2 separate regions of the Homo sapiens genome follow, and region 2 is linked to region 1. Evidence: read pairs that join two places in POLR2A ChIA-PET (ENCODE). Cell type or tissue: HepG2. All regions are shown on one strand. Each heading gives the region's core, and the rest is flanking DNA. Links, peaks and the distances in the headings are about the cores only.

Evidence for each region. ChIA-PET counts read pairs that join two places held together with the same protein. Peaks named below come from ENCODE experiments on the same cell type or tissue, not always from the same donor. Only the 100,000 strongest peaks of a DNase experiment are listed, where the experiment ranks them.
Region 2: POLR2A ChIA-PET joins it to region 1 with 6 read pairs; 4 of 35 experiments call an interaction of 5 or more read pairs at or near these places.

What each region holds. Positions count from the first base shown.
Region 1 is chrX:30,692,238-30,696,237 of GRCh38, reverse strand. GK (glycerol kinase) reads right to left here. Exons shown (of 21, transcript NM_001205019.2): 6 at 1,701-1,838; 7 at 87-196. Among named protein-coding and RNA genes, the nearest start is that of GK-AS1, 24 kb to the left of the region's middle. In HepG2, for the core only: no CTCF peak of the experiment used is centred there; a DNase peak (open chromatin) is centred at 2,037.
Region 2 is chrX:30,639,724-30,647,747 of GRCh38, reverse strand. No RefSeq gene overlaps it. Among named protein-coding and RNA genes, the nearest start is that of GK, 9.7 kb to the left of the region's middle. In HepG2, for the core only: no CTCF peak of the experiment used is centred there; DNase peaks (open chromatin) are centred at 4,197 and 4,907; H3K4me3 peaks cover 391 bases.

The sequences.
Region 1 (4,000 bases), core at 1-4,000:
TCCACTGACATCTGAAAATATTAAGATTTCGGTTATAAATAGGTAGTGTATTGGGAAAACTATATTTAGAGCAAAACAGAACTTACTCGCAGAGTTGTTTATCCCATTCCAAAGAATGAATGTTGAAAAGCATAGTCCTACTTGCATTTGTTACATCTGTACAGTGGACACCTCCATTGACTCCTCCTGTCAAACTCTAGGCAGAGTAAAAAAATCAGGTTAAATTTGTACTTATTGGCAATTTAATTTACATATTGTTAAGGGTCATAATCAGCAGAGCACATAAAGCAAAAGAACGGAACATTACATTTTTTTACCTTCTTTTTTCTGTACTAAGTCTTTGAAATCTGGTGTATATTCCATGCTTACAGCAAACCTCAATTTGATCATGTTTCAAGTGCTCAATAGCCAAATGTGGCTAGTGGCCACCTTATCAGCACAATTCCAGTTACTTGATGGATAAATAAAAAATCGGTTTTGTTTTCATCCTATTATGTTGAGAAAACTCAGAGTCTTATTAAATTCGGCGAGATGAAATAAATGGAAATATCTGCCTCATAAGGATTATTAGAGAATTGTGTGTTGTTGTTATCTCTTTGGTTTTTTTTGTTGTTGCTGTTGTTGTTTAAATAACAATTCGCATTATGCTATCTACACTCACCTAAGCATATATCCTGAAAGGAGAGTTTTAAACTTTCTTTCTCAGGTGTACCCACATGCCTGAACTGAAGGCACTGCTGCTTTCCTTTACATGGAAGCAATAAGAGGTAGGAAAGGAACAAAGGTCAATAAACAGCATCCAGTGGGATATAGCCAAAATGTGCTCCCTTGAGTCTCCTGCAGCTCACAGTTTCCACATCTTGCCTTACTCTGGTTCGATGCAATTGTCAAAGGTACTCATTCAACTGTGACTGACACACGTGAAAATGGCTGGCCATGAACACAAAGCACATTCTGCCCTGGCCAAGCACATGGAGAGGTGAAGAAGGTGCCTCTTTCTGATATGGGTTCTGAAAGACCTGCTCTGTGGATCTGTCAAGTGAGAGTGGGGACAATATTTCCTTGACATTCCCTTGAATGTTAAAAAAGATCATTACATACTTACTGAAATATTTACAAATAAAATGAAATGTCTGGCATTTGTTTTAAAATTATCTGTGGGGAGAAAGAATATGTGAGTATAGTAGAAATAAGATTGGCCATAGGTTGATGATTGCTGTGTATTCAGCTTAGGCAAAAAGATTCTAAATAGAAATTTCCACTATGATTTAGTTTCATATTATGGCTTGATTATACAAGAGACAGTTATGTAATGTTGAAAGCAAAAGATAAAAGTACTCTAGGTATTTTATCCTGCTAAATAGTTATTTCGTCTAAGACATGGCTAGTGGGAAAGGAGTATATAACAGACAATAGGGAAAGGGTATCTAAATTACTCATCCTAAAGATAATAGATATTAGATACAGTTTTGGTAATTATCCTTCATTTTCACTGAAGTAAGACAAGAAAAAATAAAGAGGAAGTAGGCAAAAATGCTTCTCGAATGGAAGCTGAAAACTTCTCCTGTTGCTTTTTGAGTGGTTTTTCTTCATAATGCTGCTAATTAAAAAGTCTGACCTGCTAGTAGAAACAATAGGCAAGGCAGTCTAGAAAAAATTTCTGAAAAAATTCTCCATATATCCATTATATTTAAACATACCCAAATAAGCCATGAATCAATAGTCCCAAAAAGAGCTCGTTTTTCTTCAACGGCCTTTTGAACTTTTCTCACATTGTCAAGGAGCCAACGAAGTTTCACTGCACTGAAGTAAGTGCTAAGTGGAAGGCCTGTCTTGGACTAAAACAGTTGTGAAGTTCAGTTAGCAAATGAAAAGTGTAACAGTTTAAAACAAAACCACCAAACAAAAGAACTCAACAAATCACAAAATATTCAAAGACCCTGAAGGCAATCCCATAGTATTATGAATAAAAATACTTTTCCTGTCTCATGGCACAGGAAAGCATGTTCATGAACAAAGATTAGGGTGACATGTTTACAGTTCAAAGGGCATCCACGTAGCAAGGTAAAGAGAAAATTAAATGACACAACATCCTGTAATTAGATAGTGACAATGTAGATGTTGATTTTTGCAATAAATTAGTATTGTATGTAGAACCTAGCCCAAAACTATGCTGTTTATTTTATATTCCATAAAAATGACATTTAAACTATTAAAAACCAGAGAGTATACCAAATCATAAACTAATGATCATAACCAGAAAACTTTTAAAACAATAAGACTTAATAATATATTTTACATATATACACACACAAGTTCAAATAACATAACATGAAATTAGTAGACACTAAAGTAGAGCTCAAAGACATGCCAAATTAAAGCAACACAGGGCCAGGTGTGGTGGCTCATGCCTGTAATCCCAACACTTTGGGAGGCTGAAGCAGGTGGATCACTTGAGGTTAGGAGCTCGAAACCAACCTGGCCAACATGGTGAAACCCCGTCTCTACTAAAAATATAAAAATTAGCTGGGCATAGTAGCACACACCTGCAATCTCAGCTACTTGGGAAGCTGAGACAAGAGAATCGCTTGAACCTGGGAGGCAGAGGTTGCAGTGAGCTGAGATTGCACCACTGCACTCCAGCCTGGATGACAGAGCGAGACTCTGTCTCAAAAAAAATAAAAAATAAAAAATAAATAAAGCAACACAGAATTACTCTATCTAAAACAGCAGTTGCCTAAATTTAGCAAATATATTAAACAGAGGGAATGTGAACTGAAGAAAGATTAATGGGCAAAAATGAAACACATATGTGCTTACCAATCTTCCTTGAGAATGGGTCAAACCCAACTCATTTGTGGTTAGTATATTAAACACTAAATGTATATAAAGGCTGATTAAAGTTAACTAGTTAAGAAAATACGCCAGGCGTGGTGGCTCATGCCTGTAATCCCAGCACTTTGGGAGGCTGAGGTGGGCGGATCATGAGGTCAGGAGATGGAGACCATCCTGGCTAACATGGTGAAACCCCGTCTCTACTAAAAATACAAAAAATTAGCCAGGCATGGTGGCGGGCACCTGTAGTCCCAGCTACACAGGAGGCTGAGGCAGGAGAATGGCATGAACCCGGGAGGCGGAGCTTGCAGTGAGCCAAGATGACGCCACTGCACTCCAGCCTGGGTGACAGAGCGAGACTCCGTCTCAAAAAAAAAAAAAAAAAAAAAAAGAAAAGAAAAAGAAAATACATACACAAAAATAATGCAACTATGATTCCCCTCCCCATCTGTATTCTTATTTATCACCTAACTACAGAAAGTGATAACTTTTTCCCTCCTATCTCATATGAGTATGGTTTTGTAAGAAAACTCAAACCAAAGGATTTAATACTTTAATGCAACCTGTAAATTAAAAATCTTAACTCAAGGTTTTCTAGCTTTCTTTAAAAAAAAAAAATCAATGCACAAAAATAATGGAAGGAGGCCGGGCGCGGTGGCTCACGTCTGTAAACCCAGCATTTTGGGAGGCTGAGGCGGGCAGATCACCTGAGATCAGGAGTTTGAGGCCAGCCTGGCCACTAAAAATAGAATAAAAATTAGCCGGGCTTGGTGGTGCTTGCCTGTAATCTCAGCCACTGGGGAGGCTGAGGCAGGAGAATCATTTGAACCCAGGAGGCAGAGGTTGCAGTGAGCAGAGATTGTGCCACTGCACTCCAGCCTGGGCAACAGAGTGAGACCCTGTCTCGAAAAAAAAAATGGAAGGAGATATTTTATGGAAATATTATTTAATTTGAAGGAACAAGGGTCATCCCAAAAGATGACCTGGGAAGATCTCACAAAGTCAATAGCGAGGTAGTACATAATATCTTATTTTCATCATGGGGGTAGAAAGTGTAAAAGTTGCCTAAAATGACATCGGAGAGAAAAGCATGCATCCCTCGAAGCAGAGTGCAGCTGGAGGTGAGGATGAGGATTGGGCAGGGTGATGAAGGGAACGGAATAGA
Region 2 (8,024 bases), core at 2,323-6,322, 51 kb after region 1:
GTGACTTGCATGGGCAATACGATGTTAGCAAACATAATGCAAGCAGAGACTTGATAAGTGCTTGTGGAGAAATGGGCCTTTCCCTCTTGGAACTCAGTTGCCATGCTGTAAGAAAGATAATTTAAACTGCTAGCAGATGAGAAGCCATGGGAAAGAGAACTAAGGCCCCCCCGCTGACCATCACCAACTTCCAGATATGTGAATGAAACCATCTTGCATATGTAAGCCCTGTCCGAGGTCCCGGCGGATTGCAGCTGCTGAATGAATGACCCAGTTGAATGAATGACCTCAGCCAATAGCACCAAGAATGGAAAACGACAACAACAATGACAACAAAAAAACCACAGCCGAGCCCAACTAGTCCACAGAATCATGAGAAATAACAAATGGTTGTTGTTTTTAGCCACCCAGTTTTGGAGTCATTTTTTAAATGCAGCAATGGATAAATGATGCAATTGGTACATTTTGGTGTGATCTCCATTCCTCACAATCTAATTCTTGGTCATATCTGGTTATAACCAAGGCATTGGGCCTTTTGGAAAAATAAAAATATGAGTATCCAGAAGTTTTCTCATTTTCCAAACATGTTTGAAAAACTTGCTACTGGTGCAAATTGAGAAGTTTTCTTTTCTTTTATTTTCTTTCTTTTTTGAGACAGGGTCCTGCTCTGTCTCCCAGGCTGGAGTGCAGTGGCATGAACGTATCTCATTGCAACCTTGACTTCCTGGATTCAAGGGATTCTCCCACTTCAGCCTCCAGAGTAGCTGGAATCCAGGAGGTCAAGGTTGCGCCATCATACCTGGCTAATTTTTTTTTTTGGGTAGAGATGAGGGTCTTATTCTGTTGCGCAGGGTGGTCTTGAACTCCTGGGCTCAAGTGATCCTCTGCCTCAGCCTCCCAAAGTGCTGAGATTACAGGCATGAGCCACCTGGCCCGAGCAGTTTTCAATTTGAAAACCTGTTGTTTCTAAGGGTCTGGGGTAAAGATCATACTTGGAATGCCCTTGAGGTCATGGTTGGATCTGTTAAGGGCAAAGTGGGACCATTGGTAACTTTGGCTGTTTTATTTCCTTCTTCCACATCCCTTTGGTCTTCCAGTTTCACATTTGTCTCATTTTCCTCATGCTTTCTCTTTTGTGTGCTTGTTTATCTTTCATTTTTCTATGTCCACCTCTAAGCCTCCAGTGGCTAATAGAAGAAAGACAAAAATGTATGTTATTTTACTTACTTATTTATTTATTTTTTCAAGACAGCGTCTCACTCTGTTGCCCAGGCTGGAGTGCAGTGGCACCATCGTGGCTCACTGCAGCCTCGAGCTCCCAGGCTTAAGAGATCCTCCCACCTCAACCTCCCAAGGATCAAGTAAGTGGGATTACAGGCACAAGCCACCACTTCCAGCTAATTTCTTGATGTTTTCGTAGAGACAAGACTTCATTATGTTGCCCAGGCTGGTCTTGAATCCCTGGACTCAAGCAATCCTCCCACCTCTACACTCCCAAAGTGCTGGGATTACAGGTGTGAGCCACCGTGCCCGGCCTGAAGATGTATGTTCTTTTTTATTTTCTGCCTTTTGCCACTATATGTACACATTAAAAAATATGCATACTGATAAAAAAATGTAGCCTTAGGAACCACAATTTAGTTCATGTACTACATTTATATTACATTTATAATCGTGGGACACTGACTTTTCAAGTGCTCCATTCACACATTCAAATCATACAAAGAAAATAATATTTAATGCTTCCTTTGGCAAGTCACATAGTAGGCACAAAATATATGTTGAATGGATGTAGGTAATTCACTAATGTCAATGAAGTTACAATCATTCATTTGCTGACTTAAAACAAATATGCTATTGAAAAGAAAAGGTAACTACATTTTATTTGTTTAGGCCTTGTATTTAAACTTTTTTTTAAATTTATTTTTATTTTTTTTGAGACGGAGTCTCGCTCTGTTGCTCAGGCTGGAGTGCAGTGGTGCGATCTCGGCTCATTGCAAGCTCCGCCTCCTGGTTTCATGCCATTCTCCTGCCTCAGCCTCCTGAGTAGCTGGGACTACAGGCGCCCGCAATCACACCCGGCTAATTTTTTGCATTTTTAGTAGAGACATGTTAGCCAGGATGGTCTCGATCTCCTGACCTCGTGATCCACTGGCCTCAGCCTCCCAAAGTGCTGGGATTACAGGCGTGAGCCACCGCACCCGGTGTATTTAAACTTGAGTAGGAAGAAAATGTATCATTTATCACTCAATAATGGCATGGGAAGAAAGAGGAATGATGATCTTAATTGAAATCTATTCTTTGTCTTTTAAATGGGAAACTCAACTTCTTTTTGAAATATTCCACTGAGGTCACACTTGTCTTTGGGGATATTTCTTTGTGAAGACATATATAGATTTTTTTTTCCGCCTCCCGGGTTGAAGCGATTCTCCTGCCTCATCTTCCCAAGTAGCTGGGACTACAGGCTCGTGCCACCATGCCCGGCTAATTTTTGTATTTTCAGTAGAGACGGGTTTCACCATGTTGATCAGGCTGGTCTCGAACTCCTGACCTTGTGATCCACCCACCTCGGCCTCCCAAAGTGCTGGGATTACAGGCGTGAGCCACCGTGCCTGGCCTAGATTTAATTTTTATTAATTAAAGGATTGAAAAGAACTTTCAGGATTGCATAGCACTTATTAGAGATGAAGAAAATGAGGGCAAGAATCAGGGTAAGTTGTCCAAGGTCATTCTAATGCATGATATTGTTCACCCAGTGGTGAGATGCACATGTGTTTTATGAATTTACTATTATTCATGAAAAATGAACTCAGAGTATAAGCCAACCTATAATCAATCAACAGTACTATTTTCCCCCAAGTTACTGTAAACATATAAACACTATATGTGTAAATAATTGAGCCATCATTGATAAAATCTGCAGCCTTTTTCAGGGAGTTTTTCTATCATGCTTTCTATACTTTATTTTCCCAGAGCTCCATTCCTCACCACTGTATACAAAACCCAAGTCTTCATCTCTGTCATCAATCTGTGTATGGTAGAGACTGAGGGATTAAGTACTGTAGAGAAACATCAAATGCTGGAAAGGATGTGGAGCGATAAGAACTCATTCATAGCTGGTGGGGTTGCAAAATGTTACAGTTATTTTGGAAGATAGTTTGGCAGTTTATTACAAAATGAAAAATCCTCTTACATATGATCTAGCAATTACACTCCTTGGTATTTACCTAAATGAGTTTAAAATTTGTGTTCACGCACAAACCAGCACATGATGTTTATAAGCAGCTTTATTCATAAATTTCAAAACTTGGAAGCAACTAAGATGTTCTTCATGGGGTGAATGGATAAACAAACTGGTACACACAGACAATGGAATGTTATTCAATGCTAAAAATAAATTAACTATCAAGCCATGAAAAGACATGGCCATTTTTTTTTTTTTTTTTTTTTTTTGAGATGGAGTTTCATTCTTTTTGCCCAGGCTGGAGTGCAATGGCATGATTTTGGCTCACTGCAACCTCTGCCTCCCGGGTTCAAGCGATCTCCTGCCTCAGCCCCCCGAGTAGCTGGGATTACAGACATACACCACCATGCCTGGCTAATTTTGTATTTTTTAGTAGAGACAGCGTTTCTCCATGTTGGCCAGGCTGGTCTCGAACTCCCGACCTCAGGTGATCCGCCTGCCTCGGCCTCCCAAAGTGCTGGGATTACAGGCGTGAGCCACCGCGCCTGGCCTAATTTACTAATTTTTAAAAGCTAAGGCTATTTTAAGTATTTTGTAAGCTATTGGCACAACATGAAATCACTGACTTAAGTAGAATAATTTTTTTCTTCTTTTAAAAACAGTTGACCGCCAAATCTGTGCAATTCAGGACAATTTCAAGTACATTTTCTATTTACATTTTCAAATGTACCTTAACTTCTCTACCCCCACCCCTGCATATCCCTTCCCATGATTGCTGGTTAAAGACATTACAGTACACAAATGGAACTTTTCTCTTTCGTAGTTTGTGTCTGACTGCCTGGAAATGATGATCTCATGACTGTTGGTTTGAAGTTAGGCAACATAGCAAGAGGAACCTGGTTAAAGAGGAAATAACTTCTGTTTGTAAATTTGTATTTGTGCAATGTGGAAACCATATGTTTGTATAATTCTCCTCTTATGACTCTCTCTTCTCCTAAATGGGGTGATGTCTCTTGCTTTGAAGACGACTTGCTTTGATGTAGTGCCTATGTTAGATACTTTGGGACTTGCATATTCTACAGGAGACAGAGCTCATATTGCTTTGACCATTGGAGATCTCCAGTCTGCCAATTTCACACTGATATGGGCACTCAGACTGGCATATGTGTTCAGGAATAGGGAACAGAGTGAACACTTTTAACTTATGATTCACAGATATGTGGTTCCAAAGTTTAAAGGAACAAGCTCCATTTCATGGAAGGGTTTTGTGCTTTCTGTGGCATCCCCTGGTGAAGTGTTTTGCAGCAAAATAGTTCTTCACTCCATAGCTGTGTTTTATTATTTGGGATCCTTCTCTGCTATCAAGTCTAAGAGAGCTTGTTAAGTGGATTGTATTCAGGAAAGAGTTTATTTTCATTCTCTTGATATTTCTCCTGTTAATTCTACTGAAATTATATTTTTCTAAAGGAGGAAAGGCAGATTATGTATTCCAATGAGAGTGGAAATCCTGTAGGTAATTATTGTATGTTTTATAACTATTTAGACTAGTGTTTTTATGGCTGTAGAATCATGAGTCCCCAAGTTAAAATCTTATACACCTCCAAAGATATGTAAGGTCAATTTATAACAAACTGGAGGTTTTCATAGACTCGCTCCTGTAAAAACACCATTACCTTGGCCTTTGGCCTTTACTCACAGGACATTCTTTAGCAGTACTTTTCCCCTCTCTGTACATTATATTGTCACAGTAATGGCTCCCAATGTGCTCACTCCTCCCTGTATCCAAGTCCTTGCTTAGTCCCCATCCACTCTGAGTCTACGCTTGACCAGGTGACTCGCTTTGGCTAAGGGGGCAGTAGTAAATATGACATGAGCAGAGGGTTAAAATGAGCTTCTTCAGTAGAGCTAAGGCTCCTTTGTAGTTCTTTTGGGAATCCTCAAACCACCATGTGAAGAAGCTTGGGCTAGCCTGTTGGAGAATGAGAGACCCCATGGAGCAGAGACAAGTCATTGCCACTGAGGCCCTACTAGAAAAACCAGCTTGACAATCACCAGACATGTGAGTGAGGCCATTCTAGAACATGGAGTCTCAGCTCAGCCAGCCTAGACTAGAAGAGCCATCACAAACATCACAAATATCCCATCTATCACAAGACAATCCACAAAATTGTGATCTAAATAAAATATTCTGTTGTTCTAAGCCCCTAAATTTCAAGATTTTTTTTGTTTGTATTTTAAGTTCCAGGGTACATGTGTGCAGGATGTGCAGGTTTGTTACATAGGTAAACATATCAACCCATCATCTGGGTGTGAAACCCAGCATGCATTAGCTATTTTTCCTGATGCTCTCCTTCCCCTCACCTCCCTGACCAAAAGGCCCCAGCGTGTGTTGTTTCCCTCCCTGTGTCCATGTGTTCTCACTGTTCAGCTCCCACTTATAAATGAGATCATGCAGTGTTTGGTTTTCTGTTCCTGCATTAGTTCCTGCATGAGAATAATGACCTCCAGCTCCATCCATGTCCCTGCAAAGGACATGATCTCATTCCTTTTTATGGCTGCATAGTGTTCCATGGTATATATATACCACATTTTCTTTATCCAGTCAATTATTGATTGGCATTTGGGTTGATTCCATGTCTTTGCTATTGTGAATAGGGCTGCAATGAAAATACTCTTGCCTGTATCTTTATAATAGAATGATTTATATTCTTTTGGGTATACACCAGTCAGGAAAAGCTAAGTGGCACATGTCCCACGTGCACAGTGAGTTCCATTTTCCACTATGTGAGGGAATATCAATTACATACCTGGTTGCCCATCTTTTCTCTTCTTCCATTATGGAAAGTATCTTAGTCAATTCTTCAGTTGCAAGGGAAAAAAATATTCATGTAAGTTAGTTAAAAACCAAACTCTGTGTGTGTGTATGTGTGTGATTGCATGCACACGAGCACAGAGGCATGTGCTGAGTGGGAAGTAAGAGATGGTTTTGATAGTAAAACAGAGAACTTTTTTTTCTTTTTTAAGACTGAGTTTTGCTCTTGTTGCCCAGGCTGGAGTGCAATGATGCGATCTCGGCTCACTGCAACCTCCACCTCCCAGGTTCAAGCGATTCTCCTGCCTCAGCCTTCCAAGTAGCTGGGATTACAGGCATGCACCACCACGCCTGGCTAATTTTTGTATTTTTAGTAGGGAAGGGGTTTCACCATGTTGATCAGGCTGGATGGTCTCGAACTCCTGACCTAGGGTGATCCACCCGCCTTGGCCTCCCAAAGTGCTGGGATTACAGGCATGAGCCACTGAGCCTGGCCTAGAACAGAGAACTTTTTAGACACAAGATCAGCAGCTCTGCCAGGCTTCATGTTTGCAGGCGCTGGGAAGCCCCTGAGGACTGAGTCTACTCTCCACAATTTCTATTCTTCATTCCCTCTGGGACTCTTTTGAAACTTTTTCAGCATCCATTCTGTTTTCCTACTTCACTCTGAAGATTGGCTTTCTCTATTTATTCATCAGGCTGTACAGGGTTCCAAATGACACCTCAGTCTCCAAGTCTAGAAGACTCCATCCTTTATTGATTATAATCTGTTTCCAAATACAAACCCTCAAGAAGATCTGACTGGCTCAACTCATTTGCCTACTACCTTTAGTCAAGTAGCCACCCCTGACCTAGTGAGAAGTGGTGACATGGGACAGATGGGGTGGGCAAGAAGATTTTATACATCTGTTGGTTGATTGGAGTTCTGCAGATATAGGCTGGGCTCAGATGGGTATTGCTGCTTCAGGCTATGCTAGCTATGATGGCCTTTTTTCTCACTGTGGGTTGCATATTGGGTAGAGTGGCTTCCTCTGTGATGTTTTCTTCTTTGGACCAGTGAGATACCTTGTTTTGGGGTATGTTCTTCTCATGGTGATGGCAAAAGTGCAAGAGAACAAGTAGAAACATGTAAGCCTATTAAGGCCTAGGCTTGGCCAGGCGCCGTGGCTCACGCCTGTAATCTCAGCACTTTGGGAGGCCAAGGTGGGTGGATCACGAGGTCAGGAGATCGAGACCATCCCGGCTAACACAGTGAAACCCTGTCTCCACTAAAAAATACAAAAAATTAGCCGGGCGTGGTGGCGGGCACCTGTAGTCCCAGCTACTCGGGAGGCTGAGGCAGGAGAATGACATGAACCCTGGAGGCGGAGCTTGCAGTGAGCCGAGATTGCGCCACTGTGCTCCAGCCTGGGCGACAGAGCGAGACTCCATCTCAAAAAAAAAAAAAAAGGCCTAGGCTCGAAATTGTCACACTGACACTCCCTTCAGATATCATTCTCTAAAGCAAATTACATGGCTAGGCCCAAAGACAAGGGGCAAGGAAGCACTCTTAATCCATGATGAGACCATGGCAGTGTCTGCATGAAGGTAGGGCTGAAGAATTAGGGCCAATAATGCAACCTAGCACACCTTCTTTTCAGGTCTTGTGTTGGGAACAGGCCCCCAAATCTGGCCATAAACTGGCCCCAAAACTGGCCATAAACAAAATCTCTGCAGCACTGTGGCAGGCTCATGATGGCCATGACGCCCATGCTGAAGGCTGTGGGTTTACCGGAATAAGGGCAAGGAACGCCTGGCCCACCCAGGGCGGAAAACCACTTAAAGTGTTCTTAAGCCACAAACAATAGCATAAGCAATCTGTGCCTTAAGGGCATGTTCCTGCTGCAGGTAACTAGCAAGAGCCCATCCCTTTATTTAGGCCCATCCCTTTGTTTCCCATAAGGAATACTTTTAGTTAATCTATAATCTATAGAAACAATGCTTATCACTGGCTTGCTGTCAATAAATATGTGGGTAAATCTCTGTTCG